2 separate regions of the Homo sapiens genome follow, and region 2 is linked to region 1. Evidence: chromatin contacts called from ENCODE Hi-C or POLR2A ChIA-PET data. All regions are on one chromosome and are shown on one strand. The core of a region is the stretch at or near the end of the contact, and the rest is flanking DNA. Distances in the headings are between cores, read along the strand shown.

The links. Hi-C counts contacts between places; a loop is a spot of excess contacts on that map. ChIA-PET counts read pairs that join two places held with the same protein, here RNA polymerase II (POLR2A). Pooled maps may share reads with other maps.
Region 2: a loop to region 1 is called in a pooled map, with 4 times the contacts of the local background. The contact joins the promoter of HERC1 here to the enhancer-like site in region 1. A Hi-C loop is called at or near these places in 7 of 50 pooled maps. POLR2A ChIA-PET finds 5 or more read pairs at or near these places in 2 of 52 experiments (A673 and activated T-cell).

The regions. Positions count from the first base shown.
Region 1 is chr15:63,470,982-63,475,965 of GRCh38, reverse strand. No RefSeq gene overlaps it. Among named protein-coding and RNA genes, the nearest start is that of USP3, 31 kb to the left of the region's middle. RefSeq lists enhancers at 568-687, 1,278-1,587, 2,508-2,567. Within about 2 kb of position 1,690, at least 17 of the 41 ENCODE cell types and tissues checked have a DNase peak (open chromatin) inside an H3K27ac peak, as active enhancers do.
Region 2 is chr15:63,830,465-63,835,304 of GRCh38, reverse strand. HERC1 (HECT and RLD domain containing E3 ubiquitin protein ligase family member 1) reads left to right here and starts at 1,357. Exons shown (of 78, transcript NM_003922.4): 1 at 1,357-1,478. RefSeq lists enhancers at 1,169-1,298, 472-1,335, 1,336-2,201 and a silencer at 1,539-1,968.

The DNA of each region.
Region 1 (4,984 bases), core at 441-2,940:
TTCTGCATGAAGAGCTTCTACCCATACTTCTGGGAAGCTTTGCCCATCCCCCACAAGGAGATGTTAGGACTCCCTCCTTTGTGCTCCTCAAGGGGTTGTGCCAAGGCTCCATGCGATGTCAGGCGTGGAAGAGCAGAATGCTTCGCACAGGGCCCTTCCTCTCTCCCCTGCGGGAATGCTTCCCATGAGGGTCGCTGGACATCATGTGGGTATGTGAATTGACAGTCTAAGCTACGAAACACCGTGTTAAAAATAATACTTATCTGGCTGTGTAGTCAGTTGCTTGTACCTATACCTGAGCTGTGAGCTCTTTGAAAACAAGAATATTTTATTTATTTAATTTTATTTTTAAAAAGGAGGCTGGGCACAGTGGCTCACGCCTGTAATCCCAGCATTTTGGGAGGCCAAGGCGGGCGGATCACGAGGTCAAGAGATCCAGACCATCCTGGCCAACACGGTGAAACCCCGTCTCTACTAAAAATACAAAAATTAGCTGGGAGTGGTGGTGTGTGCTACTCAGGAGGCTGAGGCAGCAGAATCACTTGAACCCGGGAAGCGGAGGTTGCAGTGAGCCCAGATCGTGCCACTGCACTCTAGCCTGGGTGACAAAAGCAAAACTCTGTCTCAAAAAAAAAAAAAAAAAAAAAAAGGAGCGTCAACACCTAGCACAATGCTGGGCACAATGCTGGGCACAAAGCACACACTGATGGACGTGGAGGGCAGGGGGACTGTCTTCAAGCAGACCCACACCTGGGCGGGAGGGCTGGCACCTGGCTCTTTAGAGCAGCCCTGGCTAGCTTTGCCGGAGTCGAGGCCCCTGGCTGGCTGCTCATCTTTCCTTGGAGATGACTGTCATCTTGCTTGCTTTGACCTGCTCCCAGCAGCTCTTGTTACTAACTCTACAGACTCCTGGCACCTCCCACCTGCTCATGCAGCACTCAACCATGACCCGTTTTCTCAGTTCCTCCTACCACCCACTACCGGCTTCTCTAACTGGACTAGTCCTTGCTTCCCCAGCACTGACCACTGTATGACTGACACACGGTGTCTTAGCAAGCCAGGACAATCAATGGATATCACATTATGGAGACCATCAATGCTATGGACTGCTGGGCGAGCAGTAGAAGAGAGAATATGGGTAGACCTGGGTTCAAATCCTGGTTCTGCCACTAGCTAGCTGTGTGACCCTTACCAGTTGCTAAACTTAGAATCTCAGTTTCTCATCTATATATGGGGATTAAAATGAAAAAACCCAAACCCTATCTCATAGGGTTACTGTGAAGAGTAAATACTGTGGCACATATTAAGTCTCTGGCCTTGTGCCTGACACTTGGCAGATTCTCAATAAGTGTTTGTTCTCTTCCCTTCCTTTTTTTCCACCAAGATCTCTTCCAAGTCTAAAAGTCCACAAGCCTTTGAAACATATGTTCCCTTGTCAAACTATAACTTGGGAAGGTCAACAAGATGCTAGAAAGTTTATCTTTCCCAGAGCAGCAAGGATCCCAGGTGACAGAAGCAGCCTGTGTGTCCCATATTACCCTGGAAAAGATCTCTCATTCCCAGTCCAAAGTCTGACTAATGAAGAGAGGGTGTTGTAGGCAATCAGAGTTCATAAACCACACTTGACTAAGCAGATGAAAGCAGGTTCAGTCTGCAGAGAAGCTGTGAGAGAACAGAAAGCCCAGAGAGGCCTGGGAATGCCCCCTGGGGTTGAGAGAGAGAGAGAGCAGTGACCTGAGAGTAGATGTGTCTGTAAACAACTGGGAGCCAATGGCTTAGCCAGGAATCCTCTGCGCTGGGTCAGTGAGGAGCCTATAGCCTCCCACACAGACTCCCAGGAAACAGATGGGCAGAAGTGAGGGCAGCATTCGCCCCGGCCCTCTTCTTCAGGCAGGTGAAATGGATCGGTTTTGGAGATGTCAAAATGAACAGAAAGAGGAGGAGGAGGAGGCAGTAGCATCATCTTCTGTTAACCCCAAGAGCAGTGGTTCTCAGAGCAAGGTCCCAGGGCTAGCTGCAACACCAGCAAATCTGGGGTTGCTAGAAATGCAGATTAGCAGGCCCTGCCTTAGACCTAATGAATCAGAAACTCTGGGGCTCAGACCCCGCAATCTGCATTCTATTAACACAGACTCTGATGCACACTAAAGTTTGAGATCCATTGGCCAGATGCTTTTGTTCAAAAATGGGAAACTTCCTTCCCATTTTGAAGCAGTGGGAGATGGCATGACGATGGAATGGTCATAACCTTTAGCGACAAGATCTGAATTCAGATCCTGGCTCTGCCCCTACATGGCAGTACGATCTTGGACAAATCCACCCACCTCCCTGCACTCTGATTTCCTCACGTGTAAGATGTCTACCTTGCAGGGTGTGGTTAGGTGGTTAGGTTTAGAGAGAATGTAAGGGAAGCACTTTTCAGAGTGCCTGGCACAAAGTGGGTGATCTCCATCACCACCGTCATAACCACCACAGCTGTGGACAAGCCTCCGGGCGAGTAAGAGCTGCATGCATTTAGGGAAAATCACCAGGCCACATGGGACCCATCTTGCTTTCTGAGTGTTTAACATGTTGCTCAGAATGGCATTTGATGCCACTTATCACCTGGCTCCATCTTCATGAAGTTGGGAACCTAAAGACTTAAAGATAATATTTCCTTTTCAAACTCAATGAGAAACACATCTCTATCTAATTTGGACATACCAAGTGAAACCTCAGTGAGAAAAACCACTCTCATTATAATCTGACCTCAGTGTTTTCTCACCCTACCCCTTTCTCTGTTCCTTTTGGGTAAATCTCTTAAGCACACTGTAGCAATGGGCAAATATTTGTTGAGTGTCAAATGAGTGGATTGGCTCAATTTGACTTTAAAATGCCCTGCTGTTGTGCAATACAAAGAACCAAATTCGTGATTGGGCCTTTAGCCTCCTGAGCTGGAAACATGATGGGACTGACCGTAGCACCCATGTGGGTAACATATAAAAATCTTGGGGAATCAGACACTGAGGGGGCTGTATGAGACCAAGCTGGCCAGCACAGGTCATGTAGGTGGTGGTCTGAATTTACAATGAGATGGCTATGGCTCTCAGTTCCTGATAAAGGCCCTAGCTCCAATAAAGTTCAAAAGAAGTGGACACTGGACACACCCTACCTTCTTCTTATCATTATTATTATTATTTTTTTGAGACGGAGTCTCGCTCTGTCACCCAGGCTGGAGTGCGGTGGCGTGATCTCGGCTCACTGCAACCTCCGCCTCCCGGGTTCAAGTGATTCTCCTGCCTCAGCCTCCCAAGTAGCTGGGACTACAGACGTGTGCCACCACGCCTGGCTAATTTTTGTATTTTTAGTAGAGACGGGGTTTTGCCATGTTGGCCAGCTGGTCTTGAACTCCTGACCTCAGGTGATCCACCCGTCTTGGCCTCCCAAAGTGCTAGGATTACAGGCATGAGCCATTGCGCCCAGCCCACTTCCCCACCTTCTAAACCAACTAGGGGCTTACCCTTGCTGACCAGTCACTTGGTCCCACGGCCTCTGCAATGCAGAGCAAACTGGAACGAGAGCACCAAAAATGTCCTGCCAGTTTGCCTCCTAGGGGTGTGAATGTACATATTGCCCTTCCAGTTCTGGCCCAACGGGCTTAATTAATTCAAGCCCTCAGCATCTTCTTTTACCTCCAGATACCTCGATAGTCTCCTGGGTCTCCCCGACTCCTATCGTGCTCATTTCTACTCATCCTCCTCACTTTTTTTTTTTTTTTTTTTGAGATGGAGTCTTGCTTTGTTGCCCAGGCTGGAGTGCAGTGGCGCGATCTCGGCTCACTGCAAGCTCCGCCTCCCGGGTTCACACCATTCTCCTGCCTCAGCCTCCTGAGTAGCTGGGACTACAGACGCCCGCCACCACGCCCGGCTAATTTTTTGTATTTTTAGTAGACACGGGGCTTCACTGTGTTAGCCAGGTTGGTCTCGATCTCCTGACCTCGTAGTCCGCCTGCCTCAGCCTCCCAAAGTGCTGGGATTACAGGTGTGAGCCACCACACCTGGCTCGTCCTCCTCACTTTCTACAACATCTAGCTCATCATGTCACTGCCCACCCCCTGCTTACAGGATGAAGTCCCAACGCCTTGGCAGGGCATTCAAGGTCCTTTGCAATTTTGCCACAACCTACATATCCATCTTTAGTGCCCATATCCAGTACCTCAGCCACACCTGCCTCCTGCCTGTTAGTGCCCTACTCACTCATACCTACTGGCCACTGACTAAAAGGCCCTTCCTCCTATTGTCTGCCTGGAGGATTGTGGCACCTCTTTCTAGAACATGCTCAAATGCAGCTTTCTGTGAAATGGGCCACCATCTCCTGGTGGCTTAGAGACAGGGCCTTGGTATGTTGCTCAGGCTGGAATACAGTGGCTATTCACAGGCATGATCATAGCTCACTGCAAGCCTAGAATTTCTAATTGCAAGTAATCCTCCTGCCTCAGCCTCCCGAGTAGCTGGATCTTCAGGTGCTAGCCAGCTGAATGCTTTCTTAAGTCTTTACTCGGCCTGCAATTAATTCCATTCCCCACCTTTTCCCACCCACAAATTCCCAGTCTCCTTCAGCATTTGGATCTACTGTCACCTTTAAATTGTTTAAAAATTATTTTTGACACAATTTCAGACTTGCAAGAAAGTTACAAGAATAGTACAAATAATTCTTGTATATCTTTCAGCCCGATACCCTAAATATTGTTTGTGACATTAACCTTAACCTTCCACCCACCCAACTACCTACCTATCTTTTTTTTTTTCTTTTTTTTGAGACAGGGTCTCACTCTGTTGTCTAGGCTGGAGTGCAGTGGCACTATCTCAGCTCACTGCAACCTCAGCATCCTGGGTTCAAGCAATTCTCCTGTCTCAGCCTCCCAAGTAGCTGGGATTACAGGCGTGTGCCACCACGCCTGGCTAATTTTTGTATTTTTAGTAGAGATGGGGTTCTGCCATGTTGG
Region 2 (4,840 bases), core at 108-2,607, 360 kb before region 1:
TAAAAGCTACACACCTAAGACCCATCATTTAATGAGTACTTAATATGTGCCGTATGTGAGCTTTACATATATTTTACTCCTCAGAGGAACCTTGTGATAACAAGAACTGGCATTATAAATTGACACATAAGGAACTGAGGTTCAGAGAGGTCAAGCAACTTGCCCAAGGTCACACACCTGGGGTAAGTGGGATTCCAGAATTCCCACCAGTGTCTGACAGTGAAGCACATGGCTCCTAACTCTTGGACTAAACTGCCTCATGTGACACACAAACATGTATCTAATTTAACCATGGGAAAGCACTCCCTCGTCTGTCTATACCGTAATTTCTTACATTAGTGACACATTCATGGCTTGTATGTTTGTGTGCTTCTCCTACGCCTCCAATTGGATTGCAAACTTCTGGAACGCAGAGGCCAACTCTATTTTTTGTCCCCAAGTCATCGGTCAGTTTAATTGATGCTCGTTAGAATATCTGGAAGGAAAGACACCATGAAGGTGGCTGGAAAGGAGTAAAACCAGGTACAGAAGGAGGAAGATGGAGATGGGGTATTCACTCAACAATTTAATGTCCACTTGGACCTATGTTAGGCGCTGGAGATATGGTGAGGACTGAGCCAGTCTGTGTCCTTCCCCTCATGGGGTTTCACGTGGAGGTCGAGGTCATGATCAAGGATGTAAGTCACCCAAAGGACACTACTGTGTTCCCAAGCAGAAAAGAAAACCGAGGAGCCAGGCCCTGGCATCTGCAGGGTTCTGGCAGTCCCATAAGGCGCAAAGACATGAACAAGGTGGAAGAGTAGGTCAAGTGAAACGCTTTTATGTGATTGAACTTAGCCGGCCGGAGGGCCGGGGCCGCTGCGATGAGAGATAAAGAGCGTGGGGCGCCGGGTGCGAGGCGGAGATAAAGGGGTGAGGCCCTGGCCCTGCCGCCGGCCGTAACACGTGTCCCTTCGCCTGGCGGCGGGGTCTTCCCTGCCCACCACGAGGAAAAGGGGGCGCACTGCATGGCCCCCCACTCCTCACCACCCTTTGTGAAACGCCCCCAATTGTGCTTCATCTGTGGAGTCAGGTCCCCGCAGGCGGTCGGGGCTGCCCGGATTCCGCGACGGCTGAAGGGTGAGGGCCGCGCGGTAGCAAAGTGTCCCCAGCACCTAGCTTGGCTCCCCTCGCTCCCAAATCCCTTTCCCCTTTTCGCTCAACCCCCAACTCCACCTCAGCCGCCTTCCTCTCGGTTCCCCTTTCACCTCCCGCGCTGGGCCTGTTGGGCGGGGCGAGGGCTCCCGGCTGCGCGAGAGTTCCGCCCAAATCTCGTGAGACTCGCCTGACGCCGCCGCTGCTGCCGCCGCCTCTTACGTCTTTCCCTTTGACAAGTCGCTGCTGCTGCAGCAAAAATAAAGGACGCGACCGCCGCAGCCTCTGCGGAGCCGGGCTCGGGTCGCCGGAGCCGCGCCCCACCCCGCCAGCTCCAGAGCCACGTACGGTAACGCATCATCTACCGTCCTCCTGGTCCTGTGTGTGTGTGTGTGTGTGTGTGTGTGTGTGTGTGTGCGCGCGCGCGTGTGTGCTTTGCCGGCCGCGCAGGGCCGGCCGGGGCCGTTTCGGGACTGCAGCCGAGCGGGGCTGCTGGGGTCCCGGGTGGGCGGCAGGCGAGCTGGGGGAGCCCTCCTGGCGCGCCGCGGATCCCCCGGGTCCCCGGCTCTAGAGGCCTCCTGCCGCCCGGGCGCCTCGGAGCAGCGTAGAAGCCGAGGCGCCCGCGGAGAGGGCCGAGAGACCCGCCCCTCCAGCGGCTTACAACGTCTGTGCCCCGGCCCCGCTGTGGTCGCGTCTCTTTCTGCTTCATTCCTTTATCTGCTGACCAGCTCCTCTGCCCCGGCTGGGGCTCGGTCCGCGGGCGGCGGCCGACTCCCTCTCAGGGTCCGGGGAGTGCCGCGACCCCGGTGTCCCCAGGCGCCGGCCGCCTTTAGCGGGGTGGAGGCTGGGACGACGTGTCTTCCTCCTCTCCTCTGCCTTTGGGTGAGGGCAGCTCATCATCTGCTAAACCTTTCTCCAAATCTCCCGCCCCAATAAAACAACAAATTATAAAGCCTTTGCAACCGGGAGGCGAGGCGGGGCGCATTGTTTAGTCTTAAGCGTGAGATGAGGATGATGATGGTGATGACAGGAGCTACCCCGGGGAACATGGTGAAATCTGTTCTGTGATGGGTGGCAGGTTACTGGGAGACACGAGGAGGACAGGAGCTTGTACCACCTCTCCCAGGAGGTTATGTAAAAGACATGTTATCTTAGAGAGCTGTGAAACACAGGGACAGATTTGTCTTAGTTTAAGAAATGTCTATAATACTTAGAATATAGAGATAATTAAATGATGGGAATAACAAATCTGAACAAACTAACCCATCTTTGTAATTCCATCTCCAGAGGTGGCATTTCATGGTTAACATTTTATTGTATTTCCTAACAGACACATTTTTTTTTATCCTTGCTTGGGACTTCCTCATTCTATATTTGTTCCAAAAATGATTTATTTTATTTGAATCAGTTCTCTGGCCTGCTTGATTAAAACTGGCTGCTAGTTCATTATCACTGGCTGAACTCTGCCATCACTATCTTTTTCACTGGGCCCTTTTCCAAAATGATTGTTAGCTAAGTGGTTTGAAAAATCAAACGTTAAAACATTGTCTGTTTGGGTCTAGTACCTATGTATATATTATATTTTTACAATTCTGTTAGTGGTGGTTGCTCAAAATGGGGCAGTATTTGTAGAAGGGAAAGAAACTATGATTATTCATAGTGGGAAGAAACCTATTTACCTCAGGTTTTATGAAATTGATTTCTACTGGATATTTTTAGACCAAAATTGTTCTGTGACATTGTTTCATAGTGCCTGTTGTGATTAGTGTGGGATGAGTATGTCTCTTTGATATATGTGTTTCCATAGCCTGCGTTTATACAAGCAAAATTGAATGTCCTAGGTGCCTGTCTTATGCATAAATGTACGTATATATGTATAGAGACACACACACACACACACGTATTCTGCACCTATACACATTTATATATCTTGGAAGTGAGTTAAGATGTATTGCTATATTATTTGAGAAAAGATAGCATTAGGAAGGGCAAAGAACAGTCATAATATTTCCCCCAAATCACATGACAAGGTTGTATGGCAGAATGAGATATCTAGGGAGGTTGGAAATCTGGAGCCTTTTAAAAATAGGATAGATTGTCATCTGGGGTTGTTGTTATTGGAATGGATTAAATGGCCTATTAAGGCCTCTTGTAATTCTAAACTTTTATGAATTTTGCGTTCCCTAAGGTTCTTATCATTTTGCTTCTTAAATTTCCAGTCATGCTGTTTGCATGTGACACATCCATTCATTTGCTGGTCATGTATTCCATTTCCAATGCAGGCACCCTGATGTTGCATGGAAGAGAAAGCAAATGTAAATGCGTCACTTAATCTGCTTATTAATATAAACATCTCTTGAAAATCTCAATTTAAAGAAATTTTGGAGAATGTGTTGGTGATTGGACTGGATTGGGTTAGTAGAGGGTGCAAATAATAAATAGTAATAACAATTCCAACGTTCCAAGCATGTTTTCCCCCAAAAAAGTCATACTGAATACTCCCTAATATTTGAAATAGAAAAAAAAGGGGGCTGGGTATATTGAAGGAGCTGACCTTTTAAAATTTTTAAAATTCAGATTTTCAGATCTTAAAATGATGATAATGATGACATCGTGGCTTGGAGAGTGAGAAGGTTGTGTTAGGATAAAAAGAAACTTGTGAAACAAAACTTGAATGTTATAGTTGGATAACTATATAATAGCAAGTAACAAACTTACTATAATCTGTTGAAGCTATTTTTAAAAATTGTAAATAGAACTTTTGGCCAGATTACAGTAGCTCACGCCTGTAATCTCAGCCCTTGGGGAGGCCGAGGTGGGAGGATGGCTTGAGCCCAGGAGTTTAAGATCAGTCTGGGCAACATGGTGAAACCTTGTCTCTATGGTAAATACAAAAATTTGCTGGACGTGGTGGTGCATACCTGCAATTCCTGCTATTAGGGAGGCTGAGATGGGAGGATCAATTGAGCCTGGGAGATTGAGGCTGCAGTGAGCTGTGATTGCACCACTCTACTCCAGCCTGGGAGACACAGTGAGACTCTATCTCAAAAGCAAAATAAAACAAAACAAACAACAACAAAGGTCTACACAACTTTGGCTTAACATACACATGAAATACATTGTTGTGAGCATGTATTGCAGATTATCATGATGTTGAAAACATAAAAAGTTGGTCAAATCATTTACAGAGAAGTTTGCAAAGCCAGGAAGGTCACATCTGCTAGCATTTTCTTTAACTACAAAAAGTGAAAAAGAGCATAAAGTAGTTGTTTACTTACTAGATGCCAGATCCGATTTTCATGATTTTAGTTTGTTCTGATGTTGCCTACCGGGCTCTCTAAATTAATGGGACTGTTAAATTTCAGATGAGATCCTTGAGCAAGAAGATATGACAGTTGTATCAGATGATTGGTTGATGGATTTTATTTATTTTTAATGATTTATTTAGAAATAATGTTAGACTTACAGAAAAGTTACAGAGAGAGTACAGAGTTCTTACATACTCTTCACCAAGCTCCCCCTAATGTTAACAACTTACATAACCATAATACAGTGATCAAAACCAGAAGTTAGCATTGGTGTAACTCTATTGACTATAGATTTTACTTAATTTCACTGGTTTTTCCCCATTAATGCCTTTTTTTTTGTTCTAGGGTCTAATCTAGGTTCCCACGTTGCATTTAGTTGTTGTGTCTTCTTCATTTCC